2 separate regions of the Homo sapiens genome follow, and region 1 is linked to region 2. Evidence: chromatin contacts called from ENCODE Hi-C or POLR2A ChIA-PET data. All regions are on one chromosome and are shown on one strand. Each heading gives the region's core, a stretch centred on a gene start or an enhancer-like site at or near the end of the contact. The rest is flanking DNA. Distances are from core to core; before and after follow the strand shown.

The links. Hi-C counts contacts between places; a loop is a spot of excess contacts on that map. ChIA-PET counts read pairs that join two places held with the same protein, here RNA polymerase II (POLR2A). Pooled maps may share reads with other maps.
Region 1: a loop to region 2 is called in a map of Panc1, with 7 times the contacts of the local background. The contact joins two enhancer-like sites. A Hi-C loop is called at or near these places in 1 of 168 maps with a recorded cell type or tissue (Panc1) and 2 of 50 pooled maps. POLR2A ChIA-PET finds 5 or more read pairs at or near these places in 1 of 52 experiments (PC-3).

The regions. Positions count from the first base shown.
Region 1 is chr17:73,285,066-73,291,084 of GRCh38, forward strand. CDC42EP4 (CDC42 effector protein 4) reads right to left here. Exons shown (of 2, transcript NM_012121.5): 2 at 1-1,547. The coding sequence starts at 1,435. The coding sequence ends at 365. Among named protein-coding and RNA genes, the nearest start is that of CDC42EP4, 24 kb to the right of the region's middle. RefSeq lists enhancers at 1-238, 794-1,349, 1,350-1,904, 5,861-6,019. Within about 2 kb of position 3,591, at least 21 of the 41 ENCODE cell types and tissues checked have a DNase peak (open chromatin) inside an H3K27ac peak, as active enhancers do.
Region 2 is chr17:72,975,723-72,981,916 of GRCh38, forward strand. All of the region lies in intron 4 of SLC39A11 (solute carrier family 39 member 11), which reads right to left. Among named protein-coding and RNA genes, the nearest start is that of SLC39A11, 110 kb to the right of the region's middle. RefSeq lists an enhancer at 2,182-2,682. Within about 2 kb of position 1,334, at least 22 of the 41 ENCODE cell types and tissues checked have a DNase peak (open chromatin) inside an H3K27ac peak, as active enhancers do.

The sequences.
Region 1 (6,019 bases), core at 2,341-4,840, 310 kb after region 2:
GACCCGCTGGCTGTACGTGGCCAGAACTGGGGTTGGCATCTGGCATCCATTTGAGGCCAGGGTGGAGGAAAGGGAGGCCAACAGAGGAAAACCTATTCCTGCTGTGACAACACAGCCCTTGTCCCACGCAGCCTAAGTGCAGGGAGCATGATGAAGTCAGGCAGCCAGTCGGCACCCATGCCAGCCCCCTACGTCCTCCGAAGACCCGAGGGCCAGGCCAGTGTCCCTCATCTACAAGGTCCAGGGTCCATGGTCTGAATCAAGGGTCCTGGCTGCCCCTGCGCCGTAGGGTCAAAGGTCATAGTGGGGTGGGGGCAGGGAGAAGATGCAGCCAAGAGCTCCCGGTGGCCACCCACTGTCCGCCTCACACACGGATTTCATCCTCCTCCTCCTCATCCATGAAGGAGAACTCCTTGTCTGGCTGTCTTGAGACAGCAGCCCGGGCCCTGTCCGGCCCCCGGAAGGCAGGGCTGCGCTCCTCCAGGATGCCTGAGGTGCAGCTGGAGAGGGAGCTGCTGTCCCGTGTGGTGTGGCTGCCCATGCTGCGGGCTGAGCCGGGGCTGGGGGCCGCTGCTGCCCACCCCTCATCCTCCAGAGCATGGGAGGGGAGGGAGGGCAAGTCTGGGCCAGCCTTGCCTTCCTGCCTTGCCAGGGGAGGGGCCGCCACGGCGTACGGGGGAGCCTGGGTGATGGTGCCAGCGGCGCCCTCATCGCCATGGTAACCACCCTCCCCCTCCTCGGGGTCCCACTCCTCCTTGTCCATGATGCTGAGGACGTCACCCAGCATGGAGGGCCCCAGGTCGATGTGGAAGGACATGATGGACTCCGCATGCTTCAGCCCGTACGTGGCCTTGGGCACGACAGGCAGATCTGTCAGATCCCCAAAGGCCTGCTCATCGAGGAGGGGGTCAGGGGAATGTGGACCCGCGGCCCCATTCCGACGGGGCACTGCCTCCTCCGTGCCCGCCTCCTCATCGCCGCCCTCCCCGTCATTGGCCTTCTTCACGGGGCTGGATGACAGGCTCTTGGGCAGCTTACTGGTGCCCTTCTCCGCGGCCTCCTTCTCATTGAGCTGGGGCAGGGACATGGCATTCTTGACAAACAGGGCCGAGTCCCGCAGGGAGCCCAGCATGTCACGCTGCTCCCGCTCCCCCCTGGTCACCGACTGTGACCGCTTGCTGCCCCGGAACTTCCTGGACAGGAGACTGCGTTTGGAAGATGAAGAAGAGGGCTGTTCGTCCAAGGACTCGCCGTCGGGCTCGCCAGCCTTGCTATTGAGGAAGGAGGTGTCCCCAAAGGCGTCTCCGGCCCGGCCAACGTGCATGGTGTGGCGGAAGTCGCCCAGCGGGGCGCTGATCATCTCGGCCGTGAGGTCCGCTCGGGAACGGCGCTTGGAGTGCACCGAGCTGGACACCAGTTGCTTGAGGATTGGCATCTTGCTGGATGGGCGGGGAGGTGGGCCCTCCCGAGGTAGCCGGCAGGTCTGGGGTCAGATCTGAAGTCCAAGTCCAGTGGGCAGAGGGGGACGCAATGAGGAGATCATAAGGCTGCAAGCAGAGAATGAGAGGCAAAGGATTAACGCGGGCTGGCCACACGGCACAAAAGCCTCTTTGCCAGGGGACTGTCATTTAAACCCCAGCGCTCCTACCAAAGTTAAATGCTGTGAAATAAGCCAGCAATCCATGGTATAACCCTGCCTGTTTCTTCATCCGCAGGCATTCAGAGTAGAGGAGTGATTTTGCAAATCTGGTTAGAGTTCCAGTAGCCTCGGACACACTTTCCCTGAAACTTGAGAGAGACAGAACCTTTCTTGCAGAAGACAATGCCTCCCCTGCCCCTGCAAGCCAGGATGCTGCCAGAGTAAACATGACCACATTTAAGGACGCGAAGGTAAATCCAGCAATTCCAGGCAGCAAGCCAGGGAAGAGATGGAGTCTATGAGTTGGCTCCTATGAACAGTCAGCCTGGAGATGTGCTGTAAGTTCTTCCTGCTGTCTAACCTCGATCCCTGTGGAGTTAGTGGACACCCCACCCTGAGTCCTGGTCCTCAGAGAGAGAAGGGAAAGGACAGGACGGGCTCAGGGAGACAGAGGCTGACCAGCTCCTCCCCCTGCGTGGGCGGCACAGTCCTCTTTCTGAATCAGAACTGGGGTGGGGCTGCTGGGACCCACAGAACCAGCTCCCCAGCCTTTCAGCCTTCGCTTGGTATCCCATAAATGAGGATCCCGCCTGTGACGTCTCCACTGTGGAGCCCCAGGCTCTTTGCTGAGGGTCCACCTTCTGGTGTCTCGGGGAGATCAAGATTGGGCAACTTCCAGTTTCTTTCATCATTAGGGGAGTGGGAGGCAGGGACTGGACCCTAAATGACTTCGTCCCCCCAGGATCTGCAGACTGATTCCTAGGTGATTCACCAGAAATCCAAAAAACAGCAGAGGTAGAGCCCAGGAGCCTGGAGGCACCACTCTCACAGCTCCTGACAAGGGCCAAGTTGAAGTTCAGCATTGGGGCCAAACCAGCCCCTCTCTTCCCTAGAGGGGCTTGCCCCAAATACTAAGCCCAGCAGAGCTGGGCAGGTTGGGGAGAGATGGGTGCAGGGATTTAACAAAGTATGGTGGGTGAGAGGTGATGCTTGGACACCAGGTACCTGCCTGCCTCCCAGTCCAGCCAGCAGCACAGTTCTGAGAGGCACCCCCAGTCCAGACCCACTCTTCCCACTGCAAAACTCAGATGCTGGGTGCTTCCTCCGCATGCCTGCCGCTGCGTCACACAAGCCCACCACACCCCACCTGGCCCCTGACATCAGCCTGACAGGTCTCCCTGTTGGTCTCCCTCCTGTCCATCCTTCACCTCTTGGCTAAAACAAAACCCATCCACATGACGCCCTACCCAGTGCAGACCCCTTGATCCAATGACTAGTCCCCACCTCGCTCCTCAGTGTCCCCTACTTTTGTACCCTGATCTATCCCCTGAGCTGCAGTGGATACAAACAGTTCCCCAATGCAACCCCTGCCACACCCAGCATCCTTCAGGGCTCAGCTGGGACACATCACTACTCCCAGGAAACCTTTAGCCACCACCTGCCCCCCACGGCACTTTGGGAGATGTCCCCTCTTCCAGCAGATACTGGCTACATTATTCTGTCCCTGCTGGCTGGACTCTCATCTTCCCACTGCAGTACAAACTTCTAGGGTTTTGAGGCAGATTCTCGCCCTGTCCCCCAGGCCGGAGTGTAATGGCATGATCTTGGCTCACTGCAACTTCTGCCTCCCGGGTTCTAGCGATTCTCTTGCCTCAGTCTCCTGAGTAGCTGAGATTTACAGGTGCACACCACCACGTCCAGCTATTTTTTTTTTTTTTTTGTAATTTTAGTAGAGATAGAGATGGAGTTTCACCATGTTGGTCAGGCTGGTCTCGAACTCCTGACCTCAGGTGATCCACCCACCTCGGCCTCCCAGTGCTGGGATCAGGACGTGGGATCAGCGTGAGCCACCGCGCCTGGTCCATCCAGAGGGTTTTAACAGGTCTGTTTACCACCGAGTCTGGTCCAGCAGGGTGTGACACATGGTCCGCCTCCAACCGCCTCCAAGCACCCACTGGAAGTCCAGCACCTCCCTCCTCTCCTCCCCTTCTGCCCACAGCCTGGCTCCAGGGCTCCCAGCCTGACCTCTCTGCATCCTCACCCCCATCCGCTTCCCTGTTCTCTCAAGCCTCTGCTGCCCAGCCTCATGGCTTCCCCCACCAGCAATGTCCCCCCTCCCAGTGCCCACGCCATACCGCTTATCATTCCAGCAAACACAAAGTTCTCTCGGGCAGGGAGGGGGAGCCAGGCACCTGGCAGACTTGCCACACAGTGACGTGGGCGAGGACGTGAGGGATGCCTTGAGATGATACTCTACTCTGGGTCATAGGTCAGCTCTCTCTCCTCCCTACCCTTAGGAAAGTGACCTTCCCCTAACTCTAACTTGGATTATCTCTGGGCCCCACCCTCCTGCCCCACCTCAACCTCTAAACAATTAGACATTGAACCGCTAGACCAAAGGTCAGCAAACACTTTTTGCAAAGGGCCAGAGAGTAAATATTCTCGGCCTTGTGGCTGATAGGGTTTTTGTCACAGCTACTCAACTGTCTTCTTAGTATAAAACTAGCCGTTGGCCGGGCACAGTGGGTCACAACTGTAATCCCAGCACTCTGGGAGGCTACGGCAGGAGGATCAGTTGAGCCCAGGAGTTCCAGACCAGCCTGGGCAACACGGTGAGACCCCATCTCTACACAAAATCAAAAAAAGAAAGAAAGGAGCCATAGCAACATGTAAACAAGTAGGCATGGCTATGTTCCAATAACATTTTATTTACAGACAACTTCTGGGTTGGTGAGCAGATCGAGGTGCCAGGAAGGTGGTGCGTGCCCTGCCCCCCACCCCAACACTTGACCCCACGCATCCTCATGCAGCTCTTCCGTTTGGCTGTTCCTGAGTCGTATCTTTTGTAATAAACCAGTAAAAGAAAAAAAACCACCAAAAAGCCACATCTTTATTTACAAAAGCAAACGCAGGCTGGGTTTGGCCCATGGACTGTAGTTTGCTGACTCCTGAATATCATATATGACCCTCTTGGCCAGCCATGGGCTCCTAGGCAAAACTCTGAAGAAAACAGGAAGGGAGGAAGGGAGGGAGGGAGGAAGGGAGGGAGGAAGGGAGGGGAAGGAAAGGAAGGAAGGAAAGGAAATAAGGAAAGAAAAAAAGAAAGAGAGAAAGAAAAAGAAAGGAAAGAAGGAAAGGAAAGGAAGAGAAGAAAGGAAGAAAGGAAAAGAAAAGCAAGGAAGGAAAGAAAGAGAAAAAGAAGCAGCAGAAGAAAAGAAAAAGAAAAAGAGAAGGTAGACTCTGCCTCAGTCACGTTGGGCATAGAAGGGAAAAAGGCCAAGCTTCAAACGAACTCTCGTTCCTGGCAAATCCTTCAGGCTTCTACTGCCACCAGCAGGGACACCAGTCAGGAACGGAGGGGACCCCATCTTCCACCTGCCTGCACCCCGACTCCTGGCTCTACGCACAGCATCCAGGAATCTCAAAGAACTGGAGGGGATATTCAGTGCAGCACTTTCACTTTATGGATGAGGAAACAAGTTTATTGAAGGAAAGTGATTTATCCAGGTTTTTAGCCCAAAGCAACAGAGCTGGGCTAGAAACTGGGTCTTTGAGTCCAGAGCTCTCTCCGCTCCACTCCAGGCCCTTCTCCAGCTCTGGCGGCGGCATTGCTGGTCAGTGACCACCGACCACTGAGTGCTCCTCCCCACTGCTGGCCGGCAGGGTACAGAGAAGGGGGTACCCAACAGCTGCTTCAAGAAGGTTCTTGTGTAATCCTAGAGCAGGTTCCACACTGTTGCTATTTGGGCCAGATAATTTCTCATCGGGAGGTGGACCTGCCCTGTGCACTGTAGGATATTCAGCAGCATCCCTGGTCTCTACCCATTAGATGCCAGTAGCATCCACCCCCCAGTCACAACAAGCAAAACTGTCTCAAGATATTGCCCAATGTCCCCCAGGAGGCAAAACTGCCCCAGTTGAGAAACAGCAGCCTTGAGTGAGAACACACAGGTGAAGATAGAGCAGGTATGCTCACCAGGTAAACAACAAAGACAGAGAAGCAGGGAGGCGGGTGTGGATGGTCAGAACCGGGTGAGAACATGGCGGCACGAGCCCCCAGAGCTGCGTTAAGGGTTTCAACGCCAAGGCAGGAACCCCCAGACCCTGTGAGTGATGTCAGGTCCTGTGGTTTCCCGATCTTATACGCTCATTAGAGAGGAAAGAAAGGGAAACCACAGACCCGGCTCCCCAGGACTCACCAGAGAAGCTGCAGGTCACTGTGGCTGCCCAAAGGGACCAAATATCCTGGCCATGATGGCTACAGGGGAGGACAGCTCCCCGCATCCCATTAGCCACACCACCCAGCACATCCTTGCGGGTAGAACTATTGAGGTAGGTCAGAGGGGACAGCAGGGAAACTCAGCTGAAATCACGGCCATC
Region 2 (6,194 bases), core at 84-2,583:
AAGATAGAAAGCGAACAATGACTGAAGTACAATAGACCATTATTTCTTAGCCAGTATTATTTCTTAGGTAAAAGTCCTGGTAGTAAGGCTACAGCAGGTATGGTGTATAGAGCAGGTATCAAGAAGGACTGAGGCTTTGAGAAAACAAGAATGAAAATGGCAGATAGGCCAGGCGTGGTGGCTCACACCTGTAATTCCAGCACTTTGGGAGGCTGAGGCGGGTGGATCACGAGGTCAGGAGATTGAGACTATCCTGGCTGAAATGGTGAAACCCCGTCTCTACTAAAAATACAAAAAATTAGCCGGGCGTGGTGGCGGGCACCTGTAGTCCCAGCTACTCGGGAGGCTGAGGCAGGAGAATCACTTGAACCTGGGAGGAGGAGGTTGCAGTGAGCCGAGATCATGCCACTGCACTCCAGCCTGAGCGACAGAGCGCGACTCCATCTCAAAAAAAAAAAAAAAAAAAAAAAGGCAAATAATGTCTTAGCATTCTTATGAAAATTAATATTTGAATTTTTAAATTATTATTATTATTTTAACCTCTCAGCTCCCTTGAAAGGATCTTGAGGAAACTCTAGGCAGTCCCCCAAACACACTTTGAGAACTACCACTTTAAGATCACACCTCTTTAATAAATGAACAAAAGGATAAAGACATGGCAAACAACAACTCAGTCCCTAGGTCTCACACTCACCCTCCATTCCAATTTTCCACTTAAAAAGAAAAAGAGTGATAACTGAAATGTTAGAGAAAGTATGAATCATCAATGGGCAACAACCACTGCTGGGAAAATGACACCGAGGGGGAAAATCCTCATTTGCAGAAAGGCACAGAAATGTCTCTGTTGGCCGGGCGCGGTGGCTCACGCCTGTAATCCCAACACTTTGGGAGGCCAAGGCAGGCGGATCACGAGGTCAGGAGATCGAGACCATCCAGGCCAACATGGTGAAACCCCAATCTCTACTAAAAATACAAAAATTAGCCTGGCATGGTGGCACGTGCCTATAATCCCAGCTCCTCGGGAGGCTGAGGCAGGAGAATCACTTGAACCCGGGAGGCAGAGGTTGGAGTGAGCTGAGATCGTGCCATTGCACTCCAGCCTGGCAACAGAGCAAGACTCCGTCTCAAAAAAAAAAAGAAAAAAGAAAAAAAGAAATGTCTCTGTTAGGTCTCAGGATTATATATTGTAACCAATGTTACAAAGGGACAGGAGTGGTGGGAATTTCTAACATGGTGCCCCCAAAGATGTTTTGCCCTTATCCCCAGGACCTATGACTATGACACGCCATCAGTACCATGCTGTGGTGTGTTGTGAGTCACAGCTTGCGTTAGGATAAGATTACCCGGTTGGGCCTGACCTAGTCCCAGGAGCCCTGAAAAGCAGAAAGCTGTGTCCAGTGAAGGCAGAAAGGGAAGTCAGAGAGATTCGAAAGTGAGAAAGTGCCTGAGCCATGACTGGCTGAAGAAGCAGGGAGCCACATGGGAAGGAATGTGGACGGCCCCAAGGAGTGGAGAGAGGCCCTGGCTAATAGCCAGAAAGGACATGGGGCCTCACTCCCGCAGCCCTGCTGTATCCTGCCAGCAGACAGGAGCTTGGAAGGGACTCCGAAATCCAGATGAGAACACGACCGGCTGACCCACCCACGTGCTCCCAACCCTCTGACCTATGGAGTTTTGAGCTAACAAAGGGTGCTGTTTAAAGCTGTTAGACTTATAATCATTTGTACACAGCAAGAGAAAACTAAAATACCAGGGCAGGAAAAGGAGCGTGTCCCCAGGCCCTAGTTCATGCAGATAAAACCTGTCTTGGATATCAGAGGCAAGGGGAGAACACCCCCACCCCTGGTGAGATACACCAGGGACAAGTTTAGATGAACCACCTGAAAAAGCATCAGAGAAAGTGAAAGAGCAAAGAGCAGAGAGAGGGACTAGGGACATGTGGGAAAGAACCATGAAGTGCTAGCACCTTCCATAAAACACACAAACAAAGGGCTGGAACAGAAACACCCCCACACAGCAACAATGAGTTTGGGGAAACGGTAGTGATATTATCCAAAGGGTAACGGCTCCCAAAGTGAATGAATGCTTCCTATTCAATAAAGCAGTAAAGTACCGAGGTGGCCTGGAGAGCACGGCCAGCCACCAGCTGCCTGGGAGAGCGAAGGTGCCCAGGAGACCGACTGCATCGGCACCTGTTCCCAGGAGCCTCTCCCACCCACAAAGCCACAGGAATAGCAACCAGCAGTGAGTCACCGGGTCACCAGAGAAAAACCAGCAAAATGTCAGTCTCCGAGCAAGCTTCTCTATCATTGGATTCCTAGCCAGGGTGGTCGTTGAGAATCTTCCAGGCCGTCCTCCAGCCTGCGAACGCAGGGGAAGTACGGGGAGGTTCTAGTGAGAATCTGGGCTGTCGTCTGGGCCCCATTTGTAAACCCCAAACCACAGCCCTCTTCCCTGCCCTTAGGCGTTCCCTGCCTTCCTCTTCCTCTTCCTTCCTTCCTTCCTCTTTCCCTTCTTTCCTCCCTTGCTCCCTCCCTCCCTTCATCAGATATTTACCGAGCATTGTTCCCTGTGAGTCACTGTGCTGGTGTTGGCGACACGGCCAAGAACAAGCCTAACAAAGTCCCTGTCCTCAAGGAGCCTACATTGTGGTGGGGAAACCGATGATAAAGAAGTAAAAAATATACAAACGAACAAACTGGATAAGGAAGGTTGCTGACAAGTTCTAGGAAGGAAATAAACAGAGAAAGCCACGCACATTGTGGGGGGTCAGGGAGGAGCTTGGGAGGAGACATTTGCACTGAGGCAGCCACGCACAGAGCTTCGGGAACTCTGTTTCAGAGAAAAGGAATAGCAGATGCAAAGGCCGGGAGGTGGGACAGGGCTTGGGGAGCTTCTAAGAAGGGGGTGGGGAGACTGTGGGGAGCATGGAAGTGGAGGTGAGGGAGTAAGGGGGACCAGTCAGGAGGCCAGGTTCTGGGACAGAGACAGTAATGCCTTAGGCTGGGGTGGAAAGGAGTGGACAGGATGGGTCCACAAGACCTTTTTGGAAAGGTGCCAACAGCACTTGTTCATGAGAACGAAAGGAAACAACAAATCATCTCTGTTATCATTGAACACTTAGGGCACGCCAACTCTGGTAAGGCCCTGCCTTCAGCCCTGGGATACAAAGAAGGATGAGGTCTGGGTCTTGCTTTCAATGAGGTGACTGACTAGCCAGAAACATAATTTTACAAAGATAAAAAAGAAGGCCCTTGCTCTGGGGCTGACATGGTTAGGTTTTGTGTCTCCACCCAAATCTCATCTTGAATTGTAAACCCCATAATCACCACGTGTCAAGGGAGAGACCACGCGGAGGCAACTGAATCATGGGGGCAGTTTCCCCCATGCTGTTCTCGTGATAGTGAGTGAGTTCTCACGAGATCTGATGGTTTTATAAGGGGCTCCTCCCCCTTCGCTTGCCACTTCTCCTTCCTGCCGCCTTGTGAAGAAGCTACTTTTTCCCCTTCACCTTCCGCCATTATTGTAACTTTCCTGAGGGCTCCCCAGCCACGCAGAACTGTGAGTCAATTAAACCTCCTTCCTTTATAAATTACCCAGTCTTGGGCAGTTCTTTATAATGGTCTGAAAACAGACTAATACAGGGGCTATGTAAGTGAGACAGATAATTCTCACTCCAGTTATGCTGAGAGGAACCTGGACTCCGAGAGCACATCTGATCCATGGAAATACTGTCTGTCTTCACCTGTCTTGAGAAGCAGAGCAGGCAATGGGATGAGGGACGGATAGAGACATTCCCAAACATTACTGGTGAAAGTGTAAATCAGTACAAGCTCAGGAGAGGGCAACTTGAGAATTTCTAGAAAAGGGAAAATTTGGGTCCTGATGTGTGAAGCGCCACAGAAAATCGAGCCAGTTCAGGCCCCTGCCTTGTCCCTACCCAGCTGAGCTGCAAGGAGGCTGCTCTGCAGAGCTCACACTAACCCACCTCCCTCCAACACAGGACCCCAAAACAAATCTTGCCTATAACAGGTAGCATGCTGGAAAACCAAGACCTCAGATGATGCAGCTGGCAGAGTCTCAAACCTATGCTACTGCCCAAGGTAGATGGAGGCAAAGCAGCATGCCCTCCTCCCATAACCTGCTCCCCAAAGCGGCAAGCACCCCTCCCATGACTTGCTCCCCAAAGCAGCACACCCACTTCCCATGACCTCCCCAAAATGGTGCATCCTTCTCCCACGACTTGCTGCTGGATCCACTGATTCCTACACCAGCTCTCCAGCTGGGACAGCCACCCTTCCTGTCCCCAGCCACCCTGCTCTGTTAAGACCATGACATCCTATTTGCATCTATAACTCCCACCAACAATAGCGGGACCCAGGTGCTTATTTATGAAGATATTACTGTACATGTACAAATCTCAAAGAATCATCTAAAGAACGATTATTAACAAAAAAAGGTATTTTGTTTGGTGGCTCAAGACAAAATTAGTGGTGGCTCAAGACAAAATCAATAGCTTTTCTATGCAAAAACAACGGCCAGATGGAATATGTCATGAAATAGGAGACCCCGTCTGTAATACTCATAAAAGGAAATGAAATACCCAGGAATACATTCAACCCTAAACATGAAAAGTCCTTATGAAGAAAACTTAAAATGCTACTGGGAGACGCGATGAGTAGCCTGGATAGATGGAGTGGTGAGCTTTGTTCTTAGGCAGAAACGCTCATCGTCATAAACCTGTCATTTCTGCCTACGTTAATGTAGAAATTTGAAACAAAGCTTGTAAAAAAAAATACCTAGACGATGTTCTTGAAATTCGCAAGCTGATGCTAAAGTTCACATGGGAAAATATGCTGTAAGAATAACCAAGAAACTTTTGAAAAGGAACGTAATACAAGTAATACAGAAGACGAATAGATGATAAGACGTGAAGTTGCAGCAACTGAAACAGAATAGTACCTGAAGAGGCAGAGCTGAAAAGATTAAAGCGGCACCATATAATAAAAATAGAATGTGAGGCTGGGCACGGTGGCTCATGCCTGTAATCCCGACACTTTGGGAGGCTGAGGCGGGTGGATCAAAGAGGTCAGGAGTTTGAGACCAGCCTGGCCAAGATGGTGAAACCCCGTCTCTACTAAAAATACAAAAATTAGCCAGGCATGATGGTGGGTGCCTATAATCCCAGCCACTATGGAGGCTGAGGCAGAGAATTACTTGAACCTAGAAGGCAGAGGTTATAGTGAGCTGAGATCATGCCACTGCATTCCAGCCTGGGTGACAGAGGGAGACTCCATCTCAAAAAAAAAAAAAAAATAGAATGTGAGCTACAAATATAACATTAAATTTTCTGGTAGGCACAATCACCAAGGGGAAGGAAACAGGTGAAATTAATTGTAATAACATATTTTATTTTATCCAAATATATCCAAAATAGTTTCACTTCAATAAGGTAAGCAATATAAAAATTGGTAATGAGATATTTTATACATATATATTTTTAGTAAGTCTTCAAAATCCACTGTGTATTTTTTATTTATAGCCCATCTCAATCTGGACTAGTCACACTTCAAGCACTCAATACACACATATGGCTGGCTAAATGGCTAGTTTATTATTCACCTTAGGACTACAAAAATCCAGAAGCAAATACGTAAATACATCTTCTGATTTAGTAAATTTTATAGCTGGCATTTACATTAACGGAGAAAAGATGGATTATTCAACAAATGGTATCAAGACTTCTGAGAGCCATCTGGAAATACATACATTTTAATCTCTATCTCACTTTTTATACCAAAATAGATTATTTTAATCCCTATCTCACTTTGTATACCAAAATAGATTCTGGATGAATTAAATATTTAAATGCAAAAAAAAAAAAAAAGGAAACCAAGTTGTAGAAAAAAAATAGGTATTTTTAATCCTCTTGGAATGAGGAAGACTTTACTAAGTATGAATCAAAAAAGACTAAGTTCAAAGAGGTACAAATTAAATAAAAATCTACATGGTTGGAAGCACCATAAACAGACTCACAAGTGACCAACTGAGAAAAGAATTATAATAATATTGCAGATAATTTTCTGAATACACAAGGAGCTCCAAAATAATGAGTTAGGAAAGACCAACCATGGAACAGAAAAGTAAGAGAAAGACACAGACACTTCACAGAAAGGGAAATACAAACAGCTTTG